2 separate regions of the Mus musculus genome follow, and region 1 is linked to region 2. The links are chromatin loops, found by intact Hi-C in ENCODE. Cell type or tissue: left cerebral cortex. All regions are shown on one strand.

Region 1 (8,000 bases), 500 kb after region 2:
TTTTTCAAGACAGGGTTTCTCTATAGCCCTGGCTGTCCTGGAACTCACTTTGTAGACCAGGCTGGCCTCGAACTCAGAAATCCACCTGCCTCTGCCTCCCTAGTGCTGGGACTACAGACATATGCCCCACACCTGGTCCCTGCACATATTACAAAGCCTAATGAACTAACTGCTTTTGGTCCAGCTTCGGGATAATGATCTTGGTTAAGCATGATAGCAGATGCCTATAATCCCAGCTATTGGAGAGGGTGAGGCAGAAAGATTCCAAGCTTGAGGCTGGCCTAGGCAACTTAGCAAGGCTGTTTAATTACAATTGGACAAATGAACAAAAGAGACTTGGAGATGGCCTGTGAGTAGAACATGTGGCGAGAACCATTCAATCCCAGCACAAAACAGAAAGGCTGGTTAGGGAGCTCAGGAGATAAGGGCACTCGATGGCAGCCACACACACCCCAGAGTAAATAAACAGACAGCTTTGGTTGCAAATCCTAAGCTCTCCAAGCTGATAGCTGCAGCACTACTTGAACTTTCTGGCAGTGAACATGGGCATGGGCCCACCACTGTTTCCAGTCTCCCTCAGCTCGTGTGCACTTTAAACTTTGCACTCAACTCACTGACTCTCTGGGTAGAGCATTTAAAAGAAGCTGTCCTGGCCATCCATCCATAGCTACATAAAATTCCAGGTCAGTCTGGGCTACATGGATGGGGTGGGGTTAGGGACAGGACAGGACAAGGGGTTGCAGCATCTCTATAACTTATAAAATAACTATCTTAGTCAGGGTTTCTATTCCTGCACAAACATCATGACCAAGAAGCAAGTTGGGGAGGAAAGGGTTTATTCGGCTTACACTTGCACATTGTTGTTCATCACCAAGGAAGTCAGGACTGGAACTCAAGCAGGTCAGGAAGCAGGAGCTGATGCAGAGGCCATGGAGGGATGTTCTTTATTGGCTAATTTCCCCTGGCTTGCTCAGCCTGCTCTCTTATAGAAGAGAGCAAGACTACCAGCCCAGAGATGGTCCCACCCACAAGGGGCCTTTCCCCCTTGATCACTAATTAAGATAATGCTTTACAGCTGGATCTCATGGAGGCATTCCCCCAACTGAAGCTCCTTTCTCTGTGATAACTCCAGCCTGTGTCAAGTAGACACAAATTAGCCAGTACAGTAACCAATTCCTTAGCTGCCACAGCCATATGCATCCCAGGCTAAGCTATGAGGGAGGCAGAGTTTGTAGAGAACAATGTTACACCATAATGTAAAAAGTCACACCTTGACAGCGATTTAAAAAAAAAAAAAAAAAAAAAAAAGATGGTTCACTAAATTGGTTCTCATACATTTTCCTTAAAAAAAAAAAAAGTAAACAATAACAAAGCCAAGAGCGGTGATCCCAACTCTCTGGAGGCAGAAGCAGTGGGTACACCAGTTCTAGCCAGTTCTAGACTAGCCAGAGTAACATGGTAAGACCCTATTTCAAAATACAAAAAACCCAACTTTATTACTGAGTAATTGAAAAGCACTACCTTTTATGTTTTTCATGCTTTTTCTGGACAACTCTAACCAGTATAAATCTCTCTCTCCCTGCCGAAAGGGAGACACAAGGACCTCTTCTCTCAGACACACTTAACACACAGTACAGCTGGGCACTGATGGCGCACACCTTTAACCCCAGCACTCGGGAGGCAGAGGCAGGCAGATCTCTGAGTTCTAAGCCAGCCTGGTCTACAGAGTGAGTTCTAGGACAGCCAGGGTTACACAGGGAAAACAGCTACCACCACCACAAAACAACAACAAACAAACCACAAAACAACAACAACAAACAAACAAAACAACAACAACAAATCAGCAAGCAAACCCTGCTATTCTTGGGCATGCTACCAGCTTCAGGTTACTAGGTCAAATTTATATTGGTTTTTTTTTTTTTTTTTGAGACAATGTATCACTGGCCTGAATCTCCAAGCTCTGGTCTGAGCCTCCACACAGGTGACCTCAGGTGCACAACTGACTTCAGGATGGTTCGTTGCTTTTGGTTCAGGGGACTATAGACCCAGGTGTTTCTTGGATGCTCGCCTAGCACTGCACCACAGACCTCTTCCTTCCAGTTTTAACTCTCCATACCTTAGTTAATGTTGTTCCTCCTAGCTTTCTTCTTCCCCTTCCATCTGCTTGAACCTTTACTGTCCTTCACTCCCTCCCAATAGAGATACAAATTGTATTATGTCTGTCTCCCCAGGGAGTGTCAGCTCACTGGTAGCTAGGACTCCTGTCTCCTACATAAGTACAGCTGTGCAGGGCCAGAAGATGCTTGGCAAATACTGCAGGAACAAATCTGAGAAAAACTATTTTACTTTTTAACTGTCACCTGTCACAGTGCAGTGCTCTCCCTTTTGGCTGTGAGTATACCAGAAAGTCTCTTCAAGCTGAACACCGACTGTGAGTCAGTCTAGACTGAAATGCTGGTAAACAAAGAATGCAGGCCGGTCTTTCCTGACACCAGAGAGATCAGTCCATTAATTGCCACACACATACGCCTCAGATGCTTGTGGTGAAGAAGGGCACCCCCATAAACTAGTCAGCAGTCCAAATGAGCAAAAGGAAGAGGCAGGCGAGGGAATAAGGATCCTCTGGGCCGATGCCCCCATTTCTCCTCTCCCCTTCCTCTATCCCGATCCAGCAGCAACACAACAGGTCATCAGCAAGAAAGGTACTTTGCGGACAAGCGACAAGGCCTCTTTCAGAACCCTCGCTTCTCCCACAAGGCGATCTGTAAGAACTGAGAAGCACAAACATGTCGAATCCGCTTGAGAATTCGAAATGGGAAATGCTGGAGGGGGATAAGGGACACGGGATGGTCGCGCCTGCACGACTGGAATGGCGGGCCAACGTCGCTGCGACTGTCCTGGGACCTCGCCGTGTGTGTGTGTGTGTGTGTGTGTGTGTGTGTGTGTGTGTTGCCCTCACTGACTCGGCCGCTGGTGTCCTGGGCGCGAGGCGGTGCGACCCTCCCCTGCAGGACGGCTTGCCCCGACCTGTCCCCGGGACGCGGGTCTCCGGGCGGCCGGCCTGCGTCCTCCGATCTTGGCGCGAGGTCGTCTCCGCCGCACTCACCTGCGCCTGCACGTCCATGGTGGTCCGCACAGAAAGGGTGCAAAGGCAGCAGGCAGGACGATGAGACCCGCGTCCTCTCAAGGGCTCGCGCCGCAAAACGCCGAAGCCAGGCTGTCCAGGAGCCAGGCCAATCAGCCACACCCGCCACTTTTGAATTTCAACCTCCGCGCAGTCAACGCACTTCAATCCGCAGAGGCCAATCCGCGCCGGCGCCGCGGTCGCGAGCCAATCACGGTGCCCTCCGCCTCCGGGGCCACGCCCCCTGAGTCGCGACTCTTCTAGTCCGCTAGAGCACCAGAACTAGACCCCTTGGATCCTACTTCCGGATCCGCTCTTCCTCTTTTCTCCCTCTCCCCCTCCCGAGCGCCGAGCGCGGCTTCCTGAGGTCTCTGGTTGCGTCAGAAGTGCGCTTGTGTGGAGGAGTGGCGTGGGGGAGGCAATACGCATGTGCCTGAGCGGGGTCGGGGCGGAGCGAGCGCCACCTAGCGGATACTGCTGAACTTGCACACCTCCTCGCCAACCCTGTAGACTGGAGACTGTTACACCGAGGTCGCTCTTGGTCCACTTTCTCAGGTCCGAAAAGTGGAAGCTGGTTGATGGCGCTGACCTGTCCTCAAAGAAGAAAAAGTGGAACCCATATCTGGAGATGTAATAAAGTCATAAATCTAGAGTAGGGCCGGGAGGATAGCAAACTGGTTATCCCTGAAACTCATATAATGTGGAAGGTGAGAACTAATTCGCCACAAAGTTTTCTGTGCCCCTCCTGCCTCCAATATTATATATTATACATAAACAATATGTATTATATACATAAACATATATCTTTACACATATAAATAATACCCAATAGTACGTATTATATATATAAGCATATATATATATATATATATATATATATATATAAAACACATAAATTACATATATATTTATTTTGTTTTTTCGAGATTGGGTTTCTCTGTGTAGCCCTGACTGTCTTGGAATTCTATTTGTAGAACAGGCTGGCCTTGAACTCAGAGATGCTAGGGCTACCCTGTGCCACCATGCCCAGGTCAATAAACAATCTTTTAGATTAAAAAATCAAAACAAAACTAGAAGCCAGGCTTGGTGGCACACGCCTTTAATCCCAGTTCCCAGTACTCAGAATGCAGAGGCAGACAGATCTCTTGAGTTCAAGGCCAACCAGGTCTACAAAGTAAATTCCAGGGCAGCCAGGCTCTGTAGAGAGACCCTGTCTTAAATAAATAAAGAAACACACACACACACATACATACATACATAACTGGATAAATAAATAGTATGTTTCTTTTTTTTTTTTTTTTTTTTTTGGTTTTTTGAGACAGGGTTTCTCTGTGTAGCCCTGGCTGTCCTGGAACTCACTCTGTAGACCAGGCTGGCCTCGAACTCAGAAATCTGCCTGCCTCTGCCTCCCGAGTGCTGGGATTAAAGGCGTGCGCAACCACACCCAGCAGTTTCTTTTTTTTTTTAAAGATTTATTATATGTAAGTACACTGTAGCTGTCCTCAGACACTCCAGAAGAGGGCGCCAGATCTCATTACGGATGGTTTTGAGCCACCATGTGGTTGCTGGGATTTGAACTCAGGACCTTTGGAATAGCAGTCAGTGCTCTTAACCACTGAGCCATCTCTCCAGCCCAAATAGTATGTTTCTTGACACCAAACTCTAAATCTACAGCCCCCAAAGACCTTACTTGAGATGTTTCCAAGTCTACAAATGTTAATGGGGGGACACTAGAAAATTTCTGGTTATAATTCGCCAAACTGGTTATAATTTTAAACTAGACAGTATTTCCCTAGTGACTTTCTAGAAAAAAAGCAAAAGTTTTAGTGTGTGACAAAATGTGAGTTTGTCTTCTACTGAAACCTGTTTTGGGAGTTTATCTTTCTTGGCATGAAGCCTGACAGCAAGGTAAACCAACCTGTGAGATTTTACACATGGGATGGACTGACCTGGCCCCTGCAGCCTTGGGATAGGAGCTGGCTCAGGAAGGACGGCCTGCTGCTGCTAAACTGTCTGATGCAGCCAAAGCTCCATCACAGAGCTCAGAGAAGGATACATTTGGACAACAAAGGGAAAACAAATATCTTCCTTATGTATCAATTAGAATAACAGAGGCTTACCAGAGCAAGACGAAATCCTCACAGGAGGTGATCTCAGTGGCTTCGTTGGGGGCTAGGTCAGTCTTCAGCTGGCTGGCAGAGCAGTCCCGGATTGCAGCAGCCACACCCAGAAGATCTGAAAGATTTTTCTGCAGAGAAGGAATTTGGGAGAACGACTCACCTCGGTGAAACAGTCAACCCAATGTTGTTCTTAAATTGCGCAGGTCCTGCCAGCAGGCAGTTCTTTGCCCAGTGGTCAGTAGTACCACACTTGAAGCGAGCTCCAGGGGAGTGAGTTGCCGCAAATCTTTGGAGACAGCCTCCTGCTGCTATCAGGAGCTGGTATTTGTGGTCAGGGGGAGCCTTTTTCATTAAACACCATAAATGCAATAGTCAGCAGATCTCTGAGGGGTTTGAGAGGCAATATGTAATCCTTCTATTAGGCAGACCCGATTTTAAACAAATACTTGTTTTAGTTATTTGCTTTAGGCTTAACCTTGCCAATAGTCAGGGTTTGTATATGCTTGGCCCAGGGAGTGTCACTACTTGGAGGTGTGGCCTTGTTGGGTTAGGTGTGTCATTGTGGGTGTGGGCTTTAAGACCCTACTCCTAGCTGCCTGTCAGTATGGCACTAGCAGCCTTCAGATGAAGATGCAGAACTCTCAGATCCTTCTGCAGCATGCCTGCCGTGATGTCGCCATGTTCCTGTTTTGATGATAATGGACTGAACCTCTGAACCTGTAAGCCAGCCCCAGTTAAATGTCCTTTATAAGACTCGCCTTGGTCATGGTATCTGTTTACAGCAGTAAAACCCTAACTAAGACAGACCAGGGACTGAGGTGTTGCTGTGATGGGCCTGAATTTGGAAGAATGTGGATTTGGGAACTTTGGGTTTGGAAAGCAGTGGAATGCTTTAAATGGGGCTTAATGAGCTAACCCAAGAGGTTTCAGTGGAGAATTTCAATATGTGGCCTAGAGAATGTTCTTGTGGTATTTTGGTGTAGAATGTGACTACTTCTTGCCCTTTTCTGAAGAGTCTGCCTGAAGCTAAGGTTAAGAGACTCAGCAGGAGCCGGGCGTGGTGGTGCACGCCTTTAATCCCAGCACTCGGGAGGCAGAGGCAGGCGGATTTCTGAGTTCGAGGCCAGCCTGGTCTACAAAGTGAGCTCCAGGACAGCCAGGGCTATACAGAGAAACCCTGTCTCGAAAAAACAAAAAAAAAAAAAGAGAGAGAGAGAGAGGGAGAGAGAGACTCAACAGGGCAGTGGTGGTGCACGCCTTTAACCCCAGCACTTGGGAGGCAGAGGCAGGCAGATTTCTGAGTACAAGGCCAGCCTGGTCTACAGAGTGAGTTCCAGGACAGCCAGGGCTACATAGAGAAACCCTGTCTCAGAAAAAGAGAGAGAGAGAGAGAGATCAAATTAATTGCATTGACAAGGGAAGTCTCAGAAATGCCCATCACAGACTTTTGTTCTCTGGTTAAGTCTCATGAAGAGCATTTTGAACAAGCACAGCAAGCTGAGAAAGGAAAAATACAAAATATATGGTTTGAGCATTAAATGGACACCAGGAAGTGCAATGGAGCTGAGTCCTGTCCTCACCGATATTACGTTGAATTAACGGAATAATTAAGGTCCGAGCTTGGTAGCACAAGCCTTTAGTCCCAGGAGGCAAAGACAAGCAGATCTCTGAGTTCAAGGCCAATGCAAGTTCTAGGTGAAGAAAAACTTAAATTCTGTCTGGGTGGACCACACTTTCAAATGCCAGTGCTTAGGAGCCAGGCATGCAGATCTCAGAGTTCAAAGTCAGTCTAAGAAGCAAGCTCCAGGGTAGCTAAACCTAGGCAGTGAAGGAGTTGGAAAACTGAAAGCTGGTGATAATGTAATAGAACAAGGGGCCATGTTCCAGCCTGAGCAAGCAGCAGAATTTGGCAGCTTTGGACACATGGCTCTGGCTTTAGAGTCCAGAATAGAAGGAACTACTGGGATAATTGATGCTGGTTGGCTGGAGCTAAGAAATTAGTGATGATTAAGAAGAAACCAGCATCACTGAGGTGAAATCTTCTGGGAAGTGTTTCCTGAGAGCACAAAGAAGCTGTGTTCCAGAGATAGCCAAGTTAAAACTTGTGCTGCAGCTGTGCTTAGTAATGTGCAAGTGTCACCCAGGTGATACCAGTTTTGAAGGTATGGAGAGGTCATGAAGAACAGCTGAGGCTTGGCACTGTGAAAGGCCATGGAAGGACATAGGTGATGGTTCAGCCTCGGTTGTAGTTGACAGCCCAGGACTGAAGGGGTCACAAAAAGGATTTGAGGCTTGGCACCATGAAGAGAGCCAATGAGAGGCTACTAGTGAAGCCTAGGCGCAAAGAAGCCCCCGGTGTGTTGGAGATGTCAGTACCATGGGATGATCACCAAGAACAGCAGCAGCAGTGGAGTGGATCAACCCAAGCTTAGAGTGCTACAGAGGGCAGAGCTGTGAAAGAGCTCCAAGCCCTTTGGAGGAGCCCAAGGTCATGTGTGGATCCCACACTCTGGAACAAGAAGCTATAACATTGAAGTTGCCTTGGAGGCCCCAAGATGTTTGAGATGCCAGAGTCATGGGCTGTCTGCTGAGGAAAGCTGCTAACAGAGTGGAACCAGCCCAGGAGAAAGAAGTTTGTTGCAGTCAACAAAGATGAAAAAGGAGTTGGAGCCAGGCTTGGCTGTGTACACCTTTAATCCCAGCACTTGGGAGGCAGAGGCAGGCGGATTTCTGAGTTCGAGGCCAGCCTGGTCTAC
Region 2 (8,000 bases):
TGCAATTTTAGATGTAGCTGTATGTCTTTAACAAAATTAGGTGCACCTCTGTTCTATATGTTTATTGTTGAAATGTCTTCTTGGTGGATTATTTCTACAATGAGATGAAGTGACACTTTTTATCTCTTTTGACTAGTTTTAGTTTGAAGTCTATTCTGTCAGATAAAGTATAGCTGCACCTTCTTCATTTCATTAGCTTGGAATACCAGCTACTATTCTTTTACCTAAGATGAAATCTATTTTTGATCATAAGGTAACAATTAGGATTTTAACACTAAGAGCTATTAATGGTCAGACATAGTGGTGCATACCTTTAATTCTAGCAGTTGGGAGGCAGAGGCAGGTGGATCAAGGCCATCATAGTCTACATAGTGACTTCATGGACAGTCAGAGTTACATCATGAATTGCTGTCTCAAAAAGAGAGACATTTCTACAAAGTGAGTTGCCTAGTAAAGGCTCAGACCAGCAGAGCGGCCCGAGAGACTGCTCAACCCCCTTTGGAAGAGGGCCAGAAGGTACCTACCTGAAAAGGACAGTGTCTACCTCACTGGCTGTCTAGGGTTCTCCAGGTGTCCAGCTTCCTAAAATGTCACCCATACTGCATGGTTGGCTTTGGTGATACAGCTATTCTTGATTCATTTCTGAACCTATAAGTAACTCTTCTCTCATATTTCTATAATAACCCCAATAAAACTCATTGGTTTACCAAGCTGGACTCTGGTAGGTACCATACTTTGGTCTATTGTTGGTTTTCTGTCTGGCTTGAAAAGACACAGCCAATAGAATTCCATCATAGAACAACTACATAGAAAAGTCACAGGTTAATTCAAATTTAGTAAGACTCAGGATTCACTAGTCAGCAAATAAACTAGATAAAAAAGAAAAAGAAAATCTGTAATTCAATGACATTATTAGGTCAGGGGTGGTGGAGTATGCCTTTAATCTCAGTATTCAGAAGGCAGAGGCTAGTAGATCTCCATGAGTTTCAGGGCACCCTGGCCTACATAGCAAGTTGCAGGCCAGCCACAGCTGTAATTTTAGATCAAGCGGTATGTCTTTTACAAAATTGGGTCCACCTCTGTTTGTTGTTTATGTTTAGTGACTGAGTCTCAAAAGATAGATAAATAAGCAAACAAATAAATAAGACACCATAAAACAAATGAACCAAGTAAACATACATAGACCATCCCACTCAAACATAAGACACACACTTAAGCAACCAGGAGGGAGGGAGTATTTCAGAGAACAATCCACTGAAAATGATCTACTTCCACATTGGTGTCTTCTGTGCTGATCAGGAAGAGAATCTCTATCACTAGCAGCCCACCCTGGAAGAGTGGTGGCGTCCCCTGATGTTGGGGCTCAGATGCCTGGGACCCTCCCTCCTAGTGCCTCTAGGATTTCCTGCTGTTTAGAGGGGTTTCCCTGGGTCTCACAGATAACATGGAAAACTACCAGGACAATGTCAACCACATTTTGTTACCCTGTTCTACCCTGTCCCTCCAACTCCTACTATGTCACAGGACATGTACAGGTGAGAAGCAGGGGCTCTGATGTCCAACCTGTCACCTTTGATTCTTTCTGTAAGGGATCTAGAATACCCTGACTTTCAGCCAAATCACACCGAGCTCTCAGCCAGCATTCTCTATCAGTGATTTCTACCTTAGTGACTCTGCCATGACCTCTTCCAGCCTATAATTTCTGACTCAGAAACCTGCATACTTGGAGACTTTTCTCTCACTCGGCAGGGAGTTCAGTGGATTCTGTGCTGCCGCTGACCCAGAGGACTCCCTGACCCCCCGACTATGTCATTTGCCTTCCACTCAGACCTTAACTCCCCCTAAGGAAACTCTGGATCTCTGACTTGTCCTCAGGCATTAGAGTCCTATAGGTCTGCAAGCTGCAAGTGTGGGATTAGGGGCTCCTTTCTGCTTAGACCTGATCCCGCAGGCTATCAGAAGCACAGCTGTCCCCTCCCTACCCTGCTCCCCAAAAGTGAAGTGAGAACTCCTTAGTATAAGGTAGAACCATCTCCTCCCAGTCCTTGAGTCTTAGGGTTCATACCCTCCACTCATTCTCCTGCACCCCGGTTCCTATCTCCAGAGCTCAGTGCTATAGAGGTAGAATTCATGGCACTGTGCCTTGCAACTCAAGGTTTTTGAGAAGAATTTGCTGTTACCTTGAAGACTGCCAAATCCTTTTAACCCCTGCACACTGGGATGGGATCTATACATCCTTCTCAGACGGTTAGGGAGAATAAATACATCATCTTGGGAACTAGGGCAATATTATTCAAGCTTTTCCTATAAAACATGATTTTGTACTTGACAGAAAAAGTCAGACAGGAAGATGGAGAGATGGCTCTGCAGTTAGGCCTCTTGTGGCTCTTCCAGAGGATTCAAGTTTGGTTTCCAGCTCCTATAGTAGGTGGCTCATACCTACATGTAAGTCCAGCTCTAGGGGATCCAACACTGTCTTCTGACCTCTGCAGAAACCCAAGCATACATGCAGATGTGCACAGGAACACGAACAACACAAACCCCAAAATATATCTTTTTCCAAAATAAATTAGACAGATCTTAAATGAACAACCTGAAGAAGCACCTGAAGGCTTTGGGAAAACAAGATCCCAAAGTCCAAATCCCTAAGTGAGCGAAATAATGACGATCAAGTCTGAAATTAAGTAAAAAATTAACTAAAAAACAAAATAAAACCCACTGAAGTGGAGGGATGGCTCAGAAGAGCATGTGTGCCTTTTGCAGAGGATCCGAGTTTAGTTCCCAGGACTTACATAATGGACCAGAACCATCTATAACTCCCTCATGAATCTAATGTTTTCTTCTAACCTCTGTGAGCATCTGGGAAACATGTTACATATCTTTTCTGTCAGGCGAAATGTTCACATAATATATATATATATATATATATATATTCATTCTACAAAATTGAGTTGGTGTTGAAAAGATAAACATAATTGATAAACCCTTAGCCAAATAAAACAAGACACACATTAATGAAATGGGAGCTGAGGAAGGAGGCATTCCAATAGACACCAAAGAAATTCAGAGAATCATGGTAACATACTTGAAAATCTTATATCTCCAGGTTGTGTGTGGTGGCGCACGCCTTTAATCCTAGCACTTAGGAGGCAGAGGCAGGCTGATCTCTGTCAGTTCAAGGCAAGCCTCATCTATATAGCACGTTCCAGGCCAGCCAAGGCTACACACAGTAAAACTCTGCCTGGAAATAAAAAAAATTAGTATGCATTCCATGCTTGCCACTAAGCAGTCAATGACACACATGCTGCTAAAGAGAAAATCCTGGGATCTTCCTGCCAGAATCTAAGGGAGAAAAACTGTACAGCAGGATGAGCACAGGGCTGACTCTGTAGAATGTTTACTTAGTATGGAGACGCCCCCCCACCCCCACCCTCGGTCCCAGCACCAGCACCACATCAAAGCAAGTGTGCTGGCTCATGCCTTGAAATCCTAAAACCTGAAGGCAGGAGGATCCCAAGTTCAAGGTCATCTACATATGGAGTTTCATGATAGCCAGGGATCTATGAAACCCGGTTTTAAAATAAAAGTAAAAGTAAAAATAAATGAAGCCGAAGAAATGAGTCAACAGGCAAAAGCAGTCGTCAAGCATGCGTTGTGACCTGTGTTTGATCCCTGAACCCAGGGAATGGACAGGAGAACCAACTCCAACCCCACAAGGGAGTCCTTTGACCTGCACAGTATATACTATGGCACGGGAGCCCAAAGATTGGCTCACCACACATGAACAACACTAATAAAATTTGAAATGTTTTGTGCACTCAAACCAACTCTCAAAAAAATACCTCATCCAGAAGATAGAAGACACGTATGTTTTTCTCCCAGATGGCCCCTGTCCACACTTTCCCTAGTCGCAAATTACACTGTCTAGAAAAACGATTTACATAAGGGCAAAGGAAACAACCGAAGATGTTAATATTTTTCTAGAGGACTGTAATCTTGGTAAATACTAATTAAGGAGCCCACCTTGTAGGGCATGATGGTGCTCGCATCTAAACTGCAGTTCTCAGGAAGCAGAAGCAGGCAGATCTCTTGAGTTCAAGGTAGGCCTGGTCTACGTAATGAGTTCCAAGAAAGGAAAGAAGACAAACAAACACACATTACAGGCAGAGGCAGGAGAATCTCTGAGTTCGAAGCCAGCCTGGTCTACCAAGTGAGTTCCAGGGTAGCCAGGGCTACTGAGAAACCCTGTCTGAAAAACAAAGAAATCAACCAATCAAAAACTCACCAGCACCACTGCCACCAAAAGCACATTACATATTCCTTCTCTTTGGAGAAGCAGCCTAGAGCAAAACTAATACAAAATCAAGGAGACCTCAGAAAACAATAAAGCAGGCCAAACGCAAGTGCAAGGTCAGACCAGCAGTAACGCTCAACACCCACGTCCTTTCACTACACTGACCAGACCGCATCACCAACCCGTGAGCGCTGCAAAGTCTGCAGGGTGCAGGACCACCGAGCTCATTCCCCATGATAGCCAAGGGACTGGGATAAAGCAGTTTTACAGCGACAGGGCAGGAGGAGCCTCCGACTCCTGGCTCCGCCGGTGCCAAGCTCCACCTCGAACTGCAGCACAGCGCCAGAGGAACGTCGGGTCGGCGGTGCCAAGCTGCGCCAGGCTACGTCAAAGCCGCGGCCCACGACTCCGGGAGCAACCGTGTACTCACCATTTCCAGCTTCGGACGCATGCGGGGGTCCTTCGGAAGAGCCTGCCGACAAAATAGGTGGCACTGACTGAAACCAGCTGTCACAACACCTCACAAAAGCTACACGGGATTCAAAAATGGAGCCAGGGGCAGAAACTTCAGAACATCCGTGTTCCTCATTTGACAGTTCCAGCAAGGAAGTAACAGCGGCTCTGATTGGCGAAAGATGCTGGACCCGCCTTCTTATTCGTGAGTAGCAGGATCAACAACCTCTCCCATACTTGACGCAAATGGGGAAAAAAAAAAAAAAAAAAAAGATAGAGCAACACCCAATCTTAACCCAGACGTTCCGTTTGGAGTAAATATGTGGGATCCTTGCATTTAAGCACGACGCCTTCTGGGATTTTAGTGCACGCACTCGCTTTGTCGTGTACTCAGTGGGCTTCTACTGTTTCACATAAAATAGCGCTACAGATTGGCTCTGGACATCCCAGACTCAGTGTAGGGAAAGGAAAACCCATGACCCCAAACAGAGAAGGTTACCCGGTCAGGAGAGGACAGTGCCAATAATGAGTGCCAACTTAAGAATCTGAGATGAGGCAAATGGACTTTTGCACCTATATTTTTTGAAAGTTAAGATTTAAAATGTTGATTGAGCCCCAGGTTTGAAAGAAACCTGTACAAATATGTTAAAGCTTTGTCTGAAGAAATAATATTTTAAAACACGTTTGATAAAGACATATGCTTTTGCAAATGTCTCTTCTTACAGGCTTTACTTGGACTACTTCTGGGTATTGAACATTATTACTATAAACCAAGCCAAGAGCAGAAAGCAACATATATGAATTAATAATGTAAATAGAAAAAAACTTGTAAGCAAAGAAGAGGCTTTCGCTCCGGTACTGGTTGGCCTTTTGTCGACTTGATGTTAGTGGGGGTCATCTGAGAGAAGGGAACTCAACTTAGAAATGCCTCCATTAGATTGGCTATAGGCAAGACTGTAGAATATTTTTGGATTAAAGAATGATGTGTGTGTGTGGGGGGGGGGGGGTTTCCAATCTACTGTATTAATGCATACTTAGGTAGATAGGCCTAGGCTGTATAAAAAGGGAGAGTGAACATGCAGTATTTCCCCATGACCTCTACTTCAGTTCCCACCTCCAAATTTCTTCTTGAGTCCTGTGATGATTATTTTTCTGGTTGTCAACTTGACTCTGTTAGTCATGAAATCAAATCTGGGAATGGAGGACATACCTGTGAGAACTTTTTGCTTGCTTTGGAGTCGGTGATTCTGCTTCAGGTCTGGACCTTTGAGGTAGGGAGTCCCAGGCCTTTGAACCAAACCTTGAATCAGCTCTAATCTAGGCTACAGGCTTTGCTAGAGCTGGACGAGGAAGCTTCTGCTCCTGCCTGCTTGCCCTAGCCTTGCTAGCATGTCCATTCCTTCACTGGCATCAGAACCTTACTTTTTAGGGATTCCAGCATAAGCTGAAGACCAGCTGAGACATTTAGCCTCGTGGTCTGAGAAACTACAGGATTCTTGGGCTTTCCATCCACAGCCAACCATTGTTGGATTAGCTAGACCGCAGCCTGTGAGTCTTTCCAGTAAACCCCTTTTCTATACATATAGAAAGATTCATTCTGTAAGCTTTGTTACTCTCAAGAACTCTAATAATTTCCCTTCATGATGAACTTTAAGCCATAAGATAAAATACATCCTTCCCTAAACAAAGTTGCTTTTGTTTAAAGCAATGGAAAGAAAAGATAGAACCATTTCAACTAAACTCTTATTCAATGACCAGAAAACACAGTGAAAAGGTATGTTAAGAAATGAAGTCACACATGAGATACCTTTTATAAAATACTAACAGTCAAGTAGATCACACAAAAGACACATAGGTCTTATAAAATTACTGATTTTACTTCTGCCTTTAGAATATGTTCTGAATTGAAATAAATTGAATGAGAGAGAGAGAAAGAGAGAGAGAGAAAGAGAGAGAGAGAGAGAGAGAGAGAGAGAGAGAGAGAACCAGTGACTGGGTGAAGGTTATAATCAGAAACTTCTCAAAACCAGTACAAATAGTCAATGAATATATAAAAGCTAGTCAACTATTTTGCCAAGAAGGAAATTCACAGAAAAGAAGTAAATGAGACCAACATTTGTATCTCTTTGATCTCTTTTTTTGTCTAATTTCTCTGGCTATAATTTTGAATACTATATTAGAGAGAAAGAGAGAGAGAGAGAGACAGGGAGAGAGAGAGAGAGAGAGAGAGAGAGAGAGAGAGAGAGAGAGAGGAGACCCTTGTCTAGTCCCTGATTTTAATGGGTTTCTCCCCATTTTATTTGATGTTGTCTATTGGTCTGCTGTATGTTGCTTTTGTTATATTTAGGTATGCACCTTGAATACCTGATCTCTTCAATACTTTTAACATGAATGGGTGTTGTATTTTTGCCAAAGTCTTTTTATGCATCTAATAAGAATATCATGTGTTTTTTTTTCTTTGAGTTTGTTTATATATTGGATTACATTGATGGATTTCCATATATTAAACCATCCCTGCATCCCTGGGATGAAGCCTACTTGATCATGGTGGATGATTTTTTTGATGTGTTCTTGGATTCGGTTTACGAGAATTTTATTGAGTATTTCTGCATTGATATTCATAAAGCAAATTGGTCTGTAGTTCTTTCTTTGTTGGGTCTTTTGGTGGTTTAGGTGTCAGTGTAACTGTGGCTTCATAGAAAGAATTGGGTAGTGTTCCTTCTGTTTCTATTTTGTGGAATAGTTTGAAAAGTATTTGGTATTAGATTTTCTTCACAGGTCTGATAGAATTCTGCACTAAAACCATCTGGCCCTGGGCTCTTTTTAGTTGGGAGACTTAATGACAGCATCTACTTCCTTTGGGGTTATGAGGCTGTTTAGATGGTTTATCTGATCCTGATTTAACTTTGGTGCCTGGTAGCTGTCTAGAAAATCATCCATTTCATCCAGGTTTTTTAGTTTTGTTGAGTTTAGACTTTTGTAGTAGGATCTGATTATTTTTTGAATTTCCAAGCTTTCCCTTGTTATGTCTCCAATTTCATTTCTGATTTTGTTAATTTTGACACTGTCTCTGTGCCATCTGGTTAGTCTGACTAAGTGTTTATCTAACTTTTTGATTTTCTCAAAGAACCAGCTCCTAGTTTGGTTGATATTTTATATAGTTCTTTTTGTTCCTACTTGGTTGATTTTGCCCTGAGTTTGATTATTTCCTGCCTTCTACTCCTCTTAAGTGTATTTGCTTCTTTTTGTTCTA

The links. Peaks named below come from ENCODE experiments on the same cell type or tissue, not always from the same donor. Only the 100,000 strongest peaks of a DNase experiment are listed, where the experiment ranks them.
Region 1: a loop joins it to region 2, with 4 times the contacts of the local background. A loop is called at or near these places in 2 of 42 quality-filtered maps.

What each region holds. Positions count from the first base shown.
Region 1 is chr17:33,887,372-33,895,371 of GRCm38, forward strand. It overlaps Kifc1 (kinesin family member C1), which reads right to left and starts at 3,262. Exons shown (of 11, transcript NM_001195298.1): 1 at 3,107-3,262. The coding sequence starts at 3,124. It also overlaps a transcript of Smim40 not described here. In left cerebral cortex, CTCF peaks have their summits at 3,589 (motif pointing left) and 4,676 (motif pointing right); a DNase peak (open chromatin) is centred at 3,438; H3K4me3 peaks cover 508 bases.
Region 2 is chr17:33,389,764-33,397,763 of GRCm38, forward strand. It overlaps Zfp101 (zinc finger protein 101), which reads right to left and starts at 4,874. Exons shown (of 4, transcript NM_009542.2): 1 at 4,725-4,874. The coding sequence starts at 4,745. In left cerebral cortex, a CTCF peak has its summit at 4,823; DNase peaks (open chromatin) are centred at 4,237 and 4,908; H3K4me3 peaks cover 1,521 bases; H3K27ac peaks cover 873 bases.